4 separate regions of the Homo sapiens genome follow, and all the other regions are linked to region 1. The links are chromatin contacts, found by Hi-C or POLR2A ChIA-PET in ENCODE. All regions are on one chromosome and are shown on one strand. The core of a region is the stretch at or near the end of the contact, and the rest is flanking DNA. Distances in the headings are between cores, read along the strand shown. Region 1 has its middle 20 kb from the start of ZSCAN16. Region 2 holds the start of H2AC15 (H2A clustered histone 15). Region 3 holds the start of ZSCAN23 (zinc finger and SCAN domain containing 23). Region 4 holds the start of ZSCAN12 (zinc finger and SCAN domain containing 12).

Evidence for each region. A loop is a pair of places that touch in the nucleus more often than their neighbours do. ChIA-PET counts read pairs that join two places held with the same protein, here RNA polymerase II (POLR2A). Pooled maps may share reads with other maps.
Region 2: a pooled map shows a loop between it and region 1 (3-fold over the local background). The contact joins the promoter of H2AC15 here to the enhancer-like site in region 1. A Hi-C loop is called at or near these places in 2 of 37 single-sample maps with no recorded cell type and 3 of 50 pooled maps. POLR2A ChIA-PET finds 5 or more read pairs at or near these places in 8 of 52 experiments (CD4-positive, alpha-beta memory T cell, HEK293, HEK293T and 4 more).
Region 3: a map of naive thymus-derived CD4-positive, alpha-beta T cell shows a loop between it and region 1 (10-fold over the local background). The contact joins the promoter of ZSCAN23 here to the enhancer-like site in region 1. A Hi-C loop is called at or near these places in 1 of 168 maps with a recorded cell type or tissue (naive thymus-derived CD4-positive, alpha-beta T cell), 1 of 37 single-sample maps with no recorded cell type and 8 of 50 pooled maps.
Region 4: a loop to region 1 is called in a map of CD4-positive, alpha-beta memory T cell, with 11 times the contacts of the local background. The contact joins the promoter of ZSCAN12 here to the enhancer-like site in region 1. A Hi-C loop is called at or near these places in 1 of 168 maps with a recorded cell type or tissue (CD4-positive, alpha-beta memory T cell), 4 of 37 single-sample maps with no recorded cell type and 8 of 50 pooled maps. POLR2A ChIA-PET finds 5 or more read pairs at or near these places in 5 of 52 experiments (HepG2, MCF 10A, WTC11 and 2 more).

The regions. Positions count from the first base shown.
Region 1 is chr6:28,102,913-28,106,112 of GRCh38, reverse strand. No RefSeq gene overlaps it. Among named protein-coding and RNA genes, the nearest start is that of ZSCAN16, 20 kb to the left of the region's middle. RefSeq lists an enhancer at 395-534. Within about 2 kb of position 1,337, at least 36 of the 41 ENCODE cell types and tissues checked have a DNase peak (open chromatin) inside an H3K27ac peak, as active enhancers do.
Region 2 is chr6:27,837,105-27,839,832 of GRCh38, reverse strand. H2AC15 (H2A clustered histone 15) reads left to right here and starts at 1,458. Exons shown (of 1, transcript NM_003510.3): 1 at 1,458-1,953. The coding sequence starts at 1,494. The coding sequence ends at 1,886. It overlaps H2BC15 (H2B clustered histone 15), which reads right to left and starts at 1,264. Exons shown (of 1, transcript NM_003520.4): 1 at 723-1,264. The coding sequence starts at 1,171. The coding sequence ends at 791. RefSeq lists enhancers at 1,013-1,222, 1,553-1,642, 1,713-1,822, 2,093-2,142, 2,213-2,302 and 2 more.
Region 3 is chr6:28,441,928-28,444,883 of GRCh38, reverse strand. It overlaps ZSCAN23 (zinc finger and SCAN domain containing 23), which reads left to right and starts at 1,393. Exons shown (of 4, transcript NM_001012455.2): 1 at 1,393-1,485. RefSeq lists enhancers at 1,211-1,290, 1,461-1,510, 1,084-1,594.
Region 4 is chr6:28,398,324-28,401,198 of GRCh38, reverse strand. It overlaps ZSCAN12 (zinc finger and SCAN domain containing 12), which reads left to right and starts at 1,452. Exons shown (of 4, transcript NM_001163391.2): 1 at 1,452-1,542; 2 at 2,726-2,875. The coding sequence starts at 2,794. It overlaps LOC105374998 (a long non-coding RNA gene), which reads right to left and starts at 1,380. Exons shown (of 2, transcript XR_926659.2): 1 at 1,292-1,380. RefSeq lists an enhancer at 1,069-1,318 and a silencer at 2,330-2,399.

The sequences.
Region 1 (3,200 bases), core at 88-2,587:
GGCTGTGTGCGTAACTGATTTAGGCAGGGCCTATCTGTTACCCAGGATTAACATGGTGGGCAGTGGTGAAGGGCATGGGCTGAGGATTCCAAAAGCCCTGGGCTCGAATGTTGTCACATTCTCTTATGTGTAGTGGCTTAATCTCTAAATTTTTATTCCTTTTCTGCCGTTAAAAACAAGCTTCTAATTTTGTTTGTAACTTTTTATTTTGAACTAATTTTAAACTTACAGAAAATTTCCAAAAAGGTATAGAACAGTCCCTATATCCTTCACCCAGCTTCCTATTATATTAAAATCTTACATAACCATAGCACAATTGCAAGGCCAAAAAATAGTATTGGTACAATGTGATTAAACCACAGACCTGATAATATAGGGTTTTTTTTTTAAGAAAAATTACAAAAAGCATTAGATGCAGTGCCTGGAAAGCATTAGACTCAGTGCCTAGCACTTAGTAAGACCTCAGTAAAGGATTGCAGTTATCTTTATGACCTGGTCATCGAGGGGCTGGCAGGGGAGACCACACCTGGTGCTCAGGGACACTTCTCTGTTTTTTGGCACACAACTTAGGACCACGCAATAAGGCCCTCTACTGCCTTCTCTGTGCTTAGCTTCTGTTACCCAATCGGCATCTTTGAAAGACATCTTCACTTCCTGGGCTCTAAGGATTAATTCAGGGACTTCTGGAGCAGGTTTGGAGAAAGGCTGTTTCAGGAATCATTCAAGATAAAGGACATGGAAGCGGGTTCTACAGGTTGCCTTCCACTAGTTTAGATCTTTGAAAGAATAAGGCAAAATACAGTGTTAACCAACCAGACTACAAACACTTTCCCTGTTTATTCTGTAACATAAACGAAATGGCAGATCATCAGTGGACAACCATAACGAGCCTCGGACTCGGGAAGATCTGGCTATGTTCCTTAAGCCATCAGGGCCTGACAGATCACAAAAAACTTCCAATAGTCGGCGGTCACGTTGGAGAAAAGGGTGGTCCGCATAGACCGACCAGGTCGGCATCTGTGAACCAGAGTCGGACTTCGCAACGTCTGGGGAAACGTCCGGCCCGCGTGGGGGAGCTGGGCTCCGGTTGGCTAGGGCAACCCCGCGGTGCCAGGGCCGGGACACCCACCAGTCTGCCCCGTGCAGTGTCTCGGACGGCGCTTCCAGCGCGGGGCTAAGCAAGGACGGGGCTCCTCCCGCCCGCACCTGGCTGAGCTGGGGGACTCGGGCGGCGGCGTCCTGCTCTCTTCCTGCCAGTCTTACTACCTGGGCTGGGTGGCAGCTCCAGCCCAGCTCTAACTAGCTCCTCTGCGCCCTGCCTGGCCGCTGGCGGAAGTGCGTCTGCGAACCCCTTCCGGCCTTGCGCCCCAGCTTCCAGCGGCTTCAGAGAGGTGTGCAGCGTGTGGGGTCCCCAGTGCGCGCCGCGGAGTCTCCAAATGGGGTCACTTGGGCATGGGGTTTTGTTTCACAACTTGTCTCATCCGAAAGAAAGGGTTTGAGTTCCAGCTTCGCAGCGTTGAGTCCGTCAGTCCTCCCCGCTCAGGTCGGCAGGCGGGAACCTCCCCAGACTTCATTTCTGTCCACCGACCTGGAGTTTCAGTTTTCTCACAAAAGTACACTTTTCCCAATCACTGTAACCATAAATGGCTCAAAATAAAAATGAATTTTTTCTTGACTCTGGAAAACAAATGTAGAAAGAATCAGAATTGTTTCAAACAAAAAGTCATAAAAGATAAATGCAGTCCTCTATTAGGTTAGGCCCATGTTATTAATTCTTGTTCTGCTTGATGTTGGGTTAGTAATCTTCATGAATCCATCAGTTTTTTTTTTTTTAAGAGTTCTGGAAGTTTTTAGCTAGTCCAGTGGTGTGATTTCCAAAGTTATCAGAAACCTGCATTCAAGAGTACTTGGCAGTGTCCTTTCCATGAATTTCCTTTAAGGAAAATAAAATTTTAGACTGTAGCGAATTGTAAATCACTTTTTGAGAAGTAAAGTAAGACAATAATTGTCTGTGGATGGCAAAAGGCTTAGAGTAGCCATGGTTAAACACACAATTAACAAGAAAATCTGGTTATTTCTGTAGCCTACAAAATTTGCCATAATCATAATTATGACTGATAACATATACCAAGACACATCAGAATTTAGGAATATACAATTTCGGAACACATGTTAATAACACATTTATACAAATGTGACTGAAAGTTTTGGGTTTTTTTTTTTTTTGCCTTTTCCCACATCTTCTAATCAACAAAAGTTAAATGCCATTTCTTATTTGACAGTGTTTCCTGTGTGATTTTAACCAAATAAGCCTAATATGTCTCTCTTGGACTATCAGGCATTCCTTATAGAAAATACTTAATTTTAGAATTTGAAATTTGATTTTGGGAATTATGTCAAATATCAAAGTCTTAAAACCTTTGATATCAAAACTAAGATCACAGGTCATAATAATCATTTATTTAGCCAAAGTGATAATTGAAATATTTCAAAAAGCGTAAACCTTTACTCTTTGAAAGAGAGGAGATTCAGTTTTTCAAACAAGAATCTGTCTCTCTCTCTCCTTTTTAAATTTTTAACAGTTTATTCAAAAGATGAACACTAGTCTTATATCTCTTATTAATACTATATTGTTCAAGCAAGAAAATAAAATTCTACTTTGTATCAGTGCATTGTTAATATTAAACCTAATTTTAATAATACCTTATAAACAGATCCATCTATTCTCATCAGCTTTGACCATGCAAGATAAGATTTCCACAAACTTTGTATAACCTTTTACAATTTTTCCTATTCTCTTTCCCCAAATTCCTGCATCCACTCAGTTTATTATTCTTTTTAATCCTTTCACTTTAAAGCAACCATTTTTTAAAAAATTTTACTTTAAATTCCGGGATACAAGTGCAGAACATGTAGGTTTGTTACAAAGATGTGTGTGTGTCACGGTGGTTTGCGGCACCTATCAACTCGTCATCTAGGTTTTAGGCCCGCATGCATTAGCTATTTGTCCAAATGCTATCCCTCCCCTTGCCCCCATCCCCTGACAAGCCCCCATGTGTAATGCTCTCCTCTGTGTCCATGTGTTCTCATTGTTCAACTCCCACTTCTGAGTGAGAACATGCAGTATTTGTTTTTCTGTTCCTGTGTTAGTTTGCTGAAGATGATGGCTTCCAGCTTCATCCATGTCCCTGCATAAAGGA
Region 2 (2,728 bases), core at 209-2,708, 270 kb after region 1:
GCCTTTCTATCTTAATATTTAGCAAATCCAAACTGGGGACAAGGGAGGAGAAACAGCACCACTCTCAAAACAAACAAGTCGATTTGTACGTTTGTGTGTGTGCCAACTGCTTCATTACTAAAGTACACATGAAGTTTAGGGACAGAGCGCCGGAAGCACTGTGGATATTTTACCAGTGACACTTAAGTATTATATTTTCTTTGGGGTCAACAGGAACTGAATTTTCCCTTTACTAGGTTTGTCTGATGATAAACCTCATCCTTCTTCAGATATAAAATTGTCTCAAGCGTTGCTGCAACATGCAGTACACTGCAGTGCTAATTAATTTCTTTTCTTTTTCTTTCTTTTTTGAGACAGAGTTTCGCTCTTACTGCCCAGGCTGGGGTGCAATGGCCCGATCTCGGCTCACTGCAACCTCCATCTGCCGGGTTCAAGCGATTCTCCTGCCTCAGCTTCCCGGGTAGCTGGGATTACAGGCGTCCGCCACCACGCCCAGCTATTTTTTTGTACTTTTAGTAGAGACGGGTTTCACCATGTTGGCTAGGCTCGTCTCGAACTTCTAACCTCAGGTGAGCCACCCGCTTCGGTTTCCCGAACCGGGATTAGAGGCTTGAGCCAAAATTAGTTTCTAACAAGGCTAAAGGAATCTTGGAAATCGTCTTTGTAGCAAGTAAGAAATACCTGCTGTAAGAACAGTGAGTGCCAGTTCTCTTTGGGAAGACTGAGTGGCTCTGAAAAGAGCCTTTGGGGTGTGGGCCGAGACTGACCGAACGTTCCGCGGTGGGCGGGCTCACTTGGAACTGGTGTACTTGGTGACGGCCTTGGTGCCCTCCGACACCGCGTGCTTGGCCAGCTCCCCTGGCAGCAGCAGGCGCACGGCCGTCTGGATCTCCCTGGAGGTGATGGTCGAGCGCTTGTTGTAATGCGCCAGGCGGGAAGCCTCGCCGGCGATGCGCTCGAAGATGTCATTGACGAAGGAGTTCATGATGCCCATGGCCTTGGACGAGATACCGGTGTCGGGGTGGACCTGCTTCAGCACCTTGTACACGTACACGGAGTAGCTCTCCTTGCGGCTGCGCTTGCGCTTCTTGCCGTCCTTCTTCTGGGCCTTTGTCACTGCCTTCTTGGAGCCTTTCTTCGGGGCAGGAGCGGACTTTGAGGGCTCGGGCATGACTGGGAGTAACTGCCGGAAAATTGGAGGAAAAAAACAGGAAGACGGTAGCTCTGTCAACCTACCGCTTATTCACTGCTTCTTAACGCAAGTGGGGTAGAGAATGAAGTTGTGCGTTTAACCAGTGGTGAGTCCTGGAAACGTATATTAACTTTGTCCAATCAAAATAAGTGTTTTTCAAAACCGCAATCCCATTGGTTAAAGCGAAACTGTAATGTTAGCCAATAGCACAGCTTAGTTTTCGTGCCTCTGTTGACTATAAGTAGCGGAGCTTTAGCGTTACGTCAGTCTCAGGAACGTTACTGATTGAATTTTTTACGTCATGTCGGGACGTGGCAAGCAGGGCGGCAAAGCTCGCGCCAAGGCTAAGACCCGTTCTTCAAGGGCGGGTCTTCAGTTCCCAGTGGGCCGAGTGCACCGACTGCTCCGCAAGGGCAACTACGCTGAGCGGGTCGGTGCCGGAGCGCCGGTGTACCTGGCGGCGGTGTTGGAGTACCTAACCGCCGAGATCCTGGAACTGGCTGGCAACGCGGCCCGCGACAACAAGAAGACCCGCATCATCCCGCGCCACTTGCAGCTGGCCATCCGCAACGACGAGGAGCTCAACAAGCTGCTTGGTAAAGTGACCATCGCCCAGGGTGGTGTCCTGCCCAATATCCAGGCCGTGCTGCTGCCTAAGAAAACTGAGAGCCACCACAAGGCCAAGGGCAAGTAGCGGGGCTGGAGCAGTTCATTACTCATACCTCGGTCCAAACCAAAAAGGTTCTTTTCAGAGCCACCTACTTTTTCACCAAGTAGAGCTGTGTTCAGTTTTATCTGATAGTCGAGTCATTTTGCAATGGCACTGGAATGCTGTATGGAGATGAAGCAAAACTAAACGGCTTTTACACCACATTGTTTTGAGATAGAAAGTAGACATTGAAATGTTTACGGTACATCAAGAAATTTAGGCGCGGCAGCTCGCGCCTGCAATACAGCTGAAACAATAAGAAAAGTGAGGCAAGAGAATAACAAAGGGAGCTGAAAGTTAGAGGGCAGAATAAGTAAAAGCAAAGGGCAGAAGTAAGGTAGATGGGCGGGTGAACAAGAAGCGAGATAACAAGCAGTGAACCTTTTGCAGCCGAAACAAAAGAGATAATGTGAGCAAGGACCTCGTGGCCGGCAAGATCTGGAACAAACCAGTTTAAGAGGCAGCTCTTCAGAGATGGGCATGCGTATTAGAGAGGAAAAGTATCCTTAACAAAAGCCCGTATGATAATCAGCTACTTAAGGTTCATGCATATGGGCTACATATCATGCATATATTTAAGATTATAAGATAGAGGCACAAGCCACAGAGGACAAAGTAAGCAACAAACCTATCAATAAAAGGGCAGATGCTGGCTATAGATTAGGCAGCACTGGGAACAGAAAACATACACACACGCACGCACACACATAAAATGACTCAAACTACAGCAAGCTGACGCTGATCTCACCTCGCAGAGGTCAGTCCGCTCTCTCCCACCCCCGAGAGTGTAATACTCTGTTTACTAAACTTTTGCTGCTTTGCTTTGC
Region 3 (2,956 bases), core at 144-2,643, 340 kb before region 1:
GAATAAAAGCTGGCTACCACCCCCGCCCCAGTCAGCAGTGACAACCTGCTAGCATTGATTTTTGTGCTGTGGGATCTTTGTTCTTTCCCTTTTCACAATAAAACCTTACCACTTTTCAGTTTTTGGGTCTGCACTACTTTTAAGCATTGTAATGCTCACTACGATGGTCTGCAGCTTCAGTCCTTAAGTCAGCGAGACCACGAACCCACCAGAAGGAAGAAGCAACTGCAGGCACGCCACCCTTAGGAGTTGTAACACTCACTGCAAAGGTTTACGACCTCACTCCTGAAGTCAAGTGAGACCACGAACCCACCGGAAGGAAGAAACTCTGGACGCATCTGAACAGCAGAAGGAACAAAGTCCAGACACACCATCTTTAAGAACTGTAATGCTCACCGTGAGTATCCGCGGCTTCATTCTTGAAGTCAGAGCAGGAACCCACTGGAAGGAGCCAATTCTGGACACAGTAGACTGGCAGGAACCAATGCCAGACACAGTAGCAATGAGGTTATTCATTGCCCGAAATCCAGATCTTGGTTTCTATATACCATTTTTCACTGATGTACTGTAGCTTCATGAAGCAATGGTGATTCTAGGTTTAGGGTAGGAATAGTATAAAATGGGACTGAAATATCTTTTGTGAGAAAGTGAAGTGCACAAAAACTGTTGGGAACTTATCAAAGGACATAGAAACCTGTTTGTGGCCGGGTGCGGTGGCTCACTTCTGTAATCCCAGCCCTTTCGGAGGCCGAGGGAGCGGATCACTTGAGGGACAGGAGTTCAAGACCAGCCTCACTAAGGCATAGTGGTGTGTTCTTGTAATCCCAGATACTCAGGAGGCCGAGACAGGAGGATCACTTGAACCCGGAATGCGGAGGTTGCAGTGAGCTGAGATCGCATCCACTGCACTCCAGCCTGGAGACTTTGTCAAAAAAAGAAAAGAGAGGGAGCAGTGTGAAAGGGCTCCAACTGACCAAATTTTAAATAATTTGAGCATCAACATAATAATAACAGTAATTATTTGTAAAGGAATCCATGAGTTCATCGTGATAAAATGAGACGGCAGGGAAAAGAAAGGGTATTCTTTGCAGGAAATGGCAACTAATAAATGTAGAAATGTGCTTCAGTTTCCTCACCTGTTAAATGGAGATAATTGTACCTAACTCACAGGGTTGTTATGCGGGGTAATGAATTAATACGTGTTAAAACACTATGTTGGCCGTTATTATATTGCCGCGTGGAAGACAATGTGTCACCTAGTATCTCACTTAAGACTACAGACGGGATTCAGAGTGACGACCACAGAGGTGTGGAAACCTCCGGCCTTCCTAGAAGGAACACAGCCGGAACCGCTGTTTCGCGGAGAGCGGGCCGCGGTGACGCATTTCCGGCCTTTGTAGTTTATCATTCTTTGGGCTGCGGTTGTCAAGGATTCAGAGCAGATGTGATCTGCGCTAGGTGGCATCTCCTCTCACGGATGCCTCGGTGAGCTTCGGAGTCGGGCTACCGCTGAGGGGCTTCGGAAGGGCCAGTCTGTGCACTGCGACCTGGACTGGGTGTGGGGATTTGGCGGCAGGGTCTTCTTGGCCAGAGATGGGCCGGGCAGGTGAAGGGCAGAGGAGGTTGCTCCGCAGCCTGGAAGGGCTTTGTTAACCAAAAGTCAGCGTCGTTGCCCCTACCCCTTTCCCCCACCCTATGTCTGTTCCTGAGCTCTTCAACCTCTCTGCCCTGTACTGATGGCACTCTGAACTCTCCGTATCTGCATCTTAGGATTCAAATAGATTCGGATATGAAGAAATGTTTGTATTTTCCGATGTCTTATTCTCTACTGTGGACTTATTTTAAAGAATGAGCAGGGATAGTTTTAAACTATGCCACAGCCTTTCTTAGTCTAACTCACATAGTATAAAGGCTCTTGCTGCTATCGAATTTTTTAAAAGAATAAATAGCATCTACTATGTGCCAGCCCAGCACTGTTCTAAGCACTTTACAAATATTATCTGCTTCTCATAACTCTATGAGATAGACACTATTATTATGTAGACTACACCCCACCTCTCTGTCCCGCCCCTTTTTAAAATTAACATACAAGAAGAAAATGAAGTTAGTAACTTGCCCAAGGTCGTAGAGCGAGTAAGGGGTGTAGGCAGGATTCAAATACAGGCAATTTGGCTCCAGACTCCATTTTCTTAAAACCTTTGCTATGCTAACTCCACTCTGTTCCTATATTAGCTTTACAGCTATAACCCGGGAAGTTACTTCGCTCATTTGAATCCCGTCCTTCTTTTGTACCTCAGTAGTCCTGGGCTTCTAGTTAGGATTTGATTGGAGAGAATATATCTGAAGACGTATATCTTTCAGTGTTTCTGCAAACCTGATGAAACAGCCGTTTTATTGGTTTGTGTGCATGTTTTCACCCACTCATCTTGTTCTTTGAGCAATAGAAAAAGATTACAGTCTTGGCCCTAAGGGAAAGTAGCAACTATTAATTAAACTACCATTGTACCAAAATTGTACATTATCTTATTAAAAGATTAATTTGCATGTTTATATGCCAGGTTTTGTGCAAAAACACTTTGTATGCATTATCTCATTTAATATTCTCAACAAGTTGGCAAGGCAGTTGTTGACCTCATTTCATATATGAGCTTGAGGCTTAGAAAAATCAACTAACTTGCCCAAGATCACTGCGTTAAAATTCACAGATGGCCTGGCACTATGGTTCATGCCTGTAATCCCAGCACTTTGGGAGGCCGAGGTGGGCAGATCACGTGAGGTCGGGAGTTCGAGACCAGCCTGACCCATATGGTGAAACTCCATCCTACTAAAAATGCAAAAATGAGCCAGGAGTGGTGGTGGGTCCCTGTAATCCCAGCTACTCCGGAAGCTGAGGCAGGAGGATTGCTTGAACCTGGGAGGCAGAGGTTGCAAGTGAGCCGAGATCGCACCACTGCAC
Region 4 (2,875 bases), core at 203-2,702, 290 kb before region 1:
TTATTGGTTATTCTCAACTTTTAGGAGCTCTTTAGGTATTTGGAAAACTAGCCCTTGCCTGTGATATGTTGCAAGCCTTTTTCTTTCCTTATTTTTTTTTGACAAGCAATACATTTTATTTTCATGTAGCCAGATTTATTATTTTTATGGGTTTTAGATTTTGAGTCATATGGTTAGATAATGTTTCCCTATTCCCACGTGTTAGAATTATTATTCATGTTTTCTTCTAATACATGTATAGGTGGATTTTTTATATTTAGATCTCAGATCCATTTAGAATTTATCTCTATTGTGATGTGTGGTGGGAAATACAAATCCAGTTTTACCTTTGCCAAACGGTTATCATCCCAGCACAACTTCTAAGTTCTTCATTTCCCTGTTGATATGTGGTGTCACCTTCATCATTTACTCAATATCCTTACATACCTGGATCCATTTCTGGTCTATTCTTTCTCTCTGTTAATACACTAAAATTATATGGGTATGTTCCAGTATCTGATAAGGTTGACCCTCACCATTTTTCTTTTTCATGGGTTTCCTGGCTATTCTTATTTCCCCACATGAATTTTATAATCAGTTTATCTAATTCCAGAACAATATTTGTTGATATTTTTGTTGGAATACTACAGTTGCATACGTATTTAGGGAGGACTGACCTCTTTGAGTCTTTCCAAGAACCTCATATCGCTTTCTGTTTGTTTAAATGTATACTTGGCCTTTTAGGAATGTTTTAAAGCTTTCCCCATAGAAGTTTTGTTCATTTCTTGTTAAGTTTATTCCTAGTTTCACTTTTTTGCTGCTCTTGTAAATATGGTCTTCTCTTCCATTATATCTCGTAACTCGTTATCATTGATTATTCACATATATGAAGGTCGTTGATTTTAGTGTGTTAACTTTATATCTTGCTATTTTACTAAATTATCCTTTTTTTATAGTTTTTCCATTGAACCGGGTTTTCTGACATATAATCATACATCAGCACATAAAAGAGAACATCAAAAGAATCGTGGATGGCGAAAGAGCCGGCAGAAACCAGCCGGCTGGCCCTTGAGAAGTCTGTGTGGAAGAAGTCCCTTCGCCACCGCTAAGCGCGGATTTGGGAAGGTCCCCCGGAGAACATCCCTTTGAGGCATCTCTAACCTCAGAGACACAGAATCCCAAAGTGAATGGAGACGCAAGGGATTTCCCTGTCTTAAGATCAGTTCTACAAGCCTCGACCACCCATCGGGTCGGGGGAAGTGTGGACAATGGCTGGGTAAAGAAGAGGAGAAGATAAACCCGTTCCATTTACCAGCGGGCCTGAAAGCCATCAACCTTCCTCTCACGTAGACGCGCGGAAACACTACCGAGTTGAAAGCCCCTTTCGCTCCCTTCCTAGAGCGGCCGCGGAAGTGCGCCCCGCGCGGGCTGGTTCTTAGACCCCCCGTGGCCGCTTCCGGCCTTTGTGGGTCACTTTTGATGGGTTCCGGGTCCCAAAAGGGTTCGAGGCCTCTTGCCTTCGCTCCGTAGGAGGGAGTTCTCTTCTGGCCCTGGGGGCCGCAGGTGAGCGATGTTGTGCTCTGTACGCTGCGAGCAGGTGGGCGGGAGATTGCTGTATTCCAGCTGCTGGGCCCCTCAGGCCCTGGCCGGTGCAGAGTGGACCCCGGTCCTCCCAAACCCAGGCGGATCCGCGGGAAGCTCTCCCTCCCCAAAGTGCGTTGGGACATTAGGATGAGGGTTTGGCTCCCAGTCTCTGCAGCAATTCCAGGCTGTAAGGCCCATACCTTCCGCGTTTGCTTCGGGCTGTGTATCCTTGGGTTCAGCGCTTACCGACATTTCTGGACAGTGGTGGGTCACAGACGCTCGCCGGCGTCCTAGGGACCCTTTCCTGGGCCTTCCTCACTTCAGATTATAATCACAGACCACGAGGTTAGAGGGAAGCCTTAAAGAGTAACCTCTTCAGCCTTCTCACTTTATAAATGAAGAATGAGGAGCAGAAAGATTAAGTCCCTGAAGAAATAAATTTACATGACTGTAGCTTTTGTGATTTCATGGTTTCCACCAGACATCTGGACATTCAAAAGATAAAAGTAACTAATCAAGGATGTCCTAACCTTTTGTTATTATTATTTACTTGATCTAAATGTTAGTTTTATTCCATTTGTCTTTCATTTAGGACCAAATGAGAATAAGTTTACCAACAAGTCTTACTCTTAAGTCCTGAAACAACTTGGCACCTTTCCTCAGTCTTTCTCTTTAAATTAGTCTAATCTTTTTTTTTTTTTTTGAGACGGAGTCTCGCTCTGTCGCCCAGGCTGGAGTGCAGTGGCGCGATCTCGGCTCACTGCAAGCTCCGCCTCCCGGGTTCACGCCATTCCCCTGCCTCAGCCTCCTGAGTAGCTGGGACTACAGGCGCCCGCCGTCACGCCCGGCTAATTTTTTTTTTTTTTTTTTTTTTGTATTTTTAGTAGAGACGGGGTTTCACCATGTTAGCCAGGATGGTCTCGATCTCCTGACCTCGTGATCCGCCCGACTCGGCCTCCCAAAGTGCTGGGATTACAGGCGTGAGCCACTGTGCCCGGCCTAAATCGGTCTAATCTTAAGTCTTTTCTATCAGAGTATTTTTCTGAGTAAGTATTGTACATTAATCCGGAGGTCAGATTTCAAAGGTCATAGTTAAGTTCTCAGAATTTGCAGTTTTACTTTATGGTGGAGTTTGTATTAATAATGATGGCTTATTCTTCAGGACTGTCCAGGAATACAGTTTCCAGGTGAGATCTTACTTGAAACACCGGTAGTTCTAGCACAGCTAAAATGGCATCTACTTGGGCTATCCAGGCCCACATGGACCAGGATGAACCTTTGGAAGTAAAGATAGAGGAAGAGAAATATACCA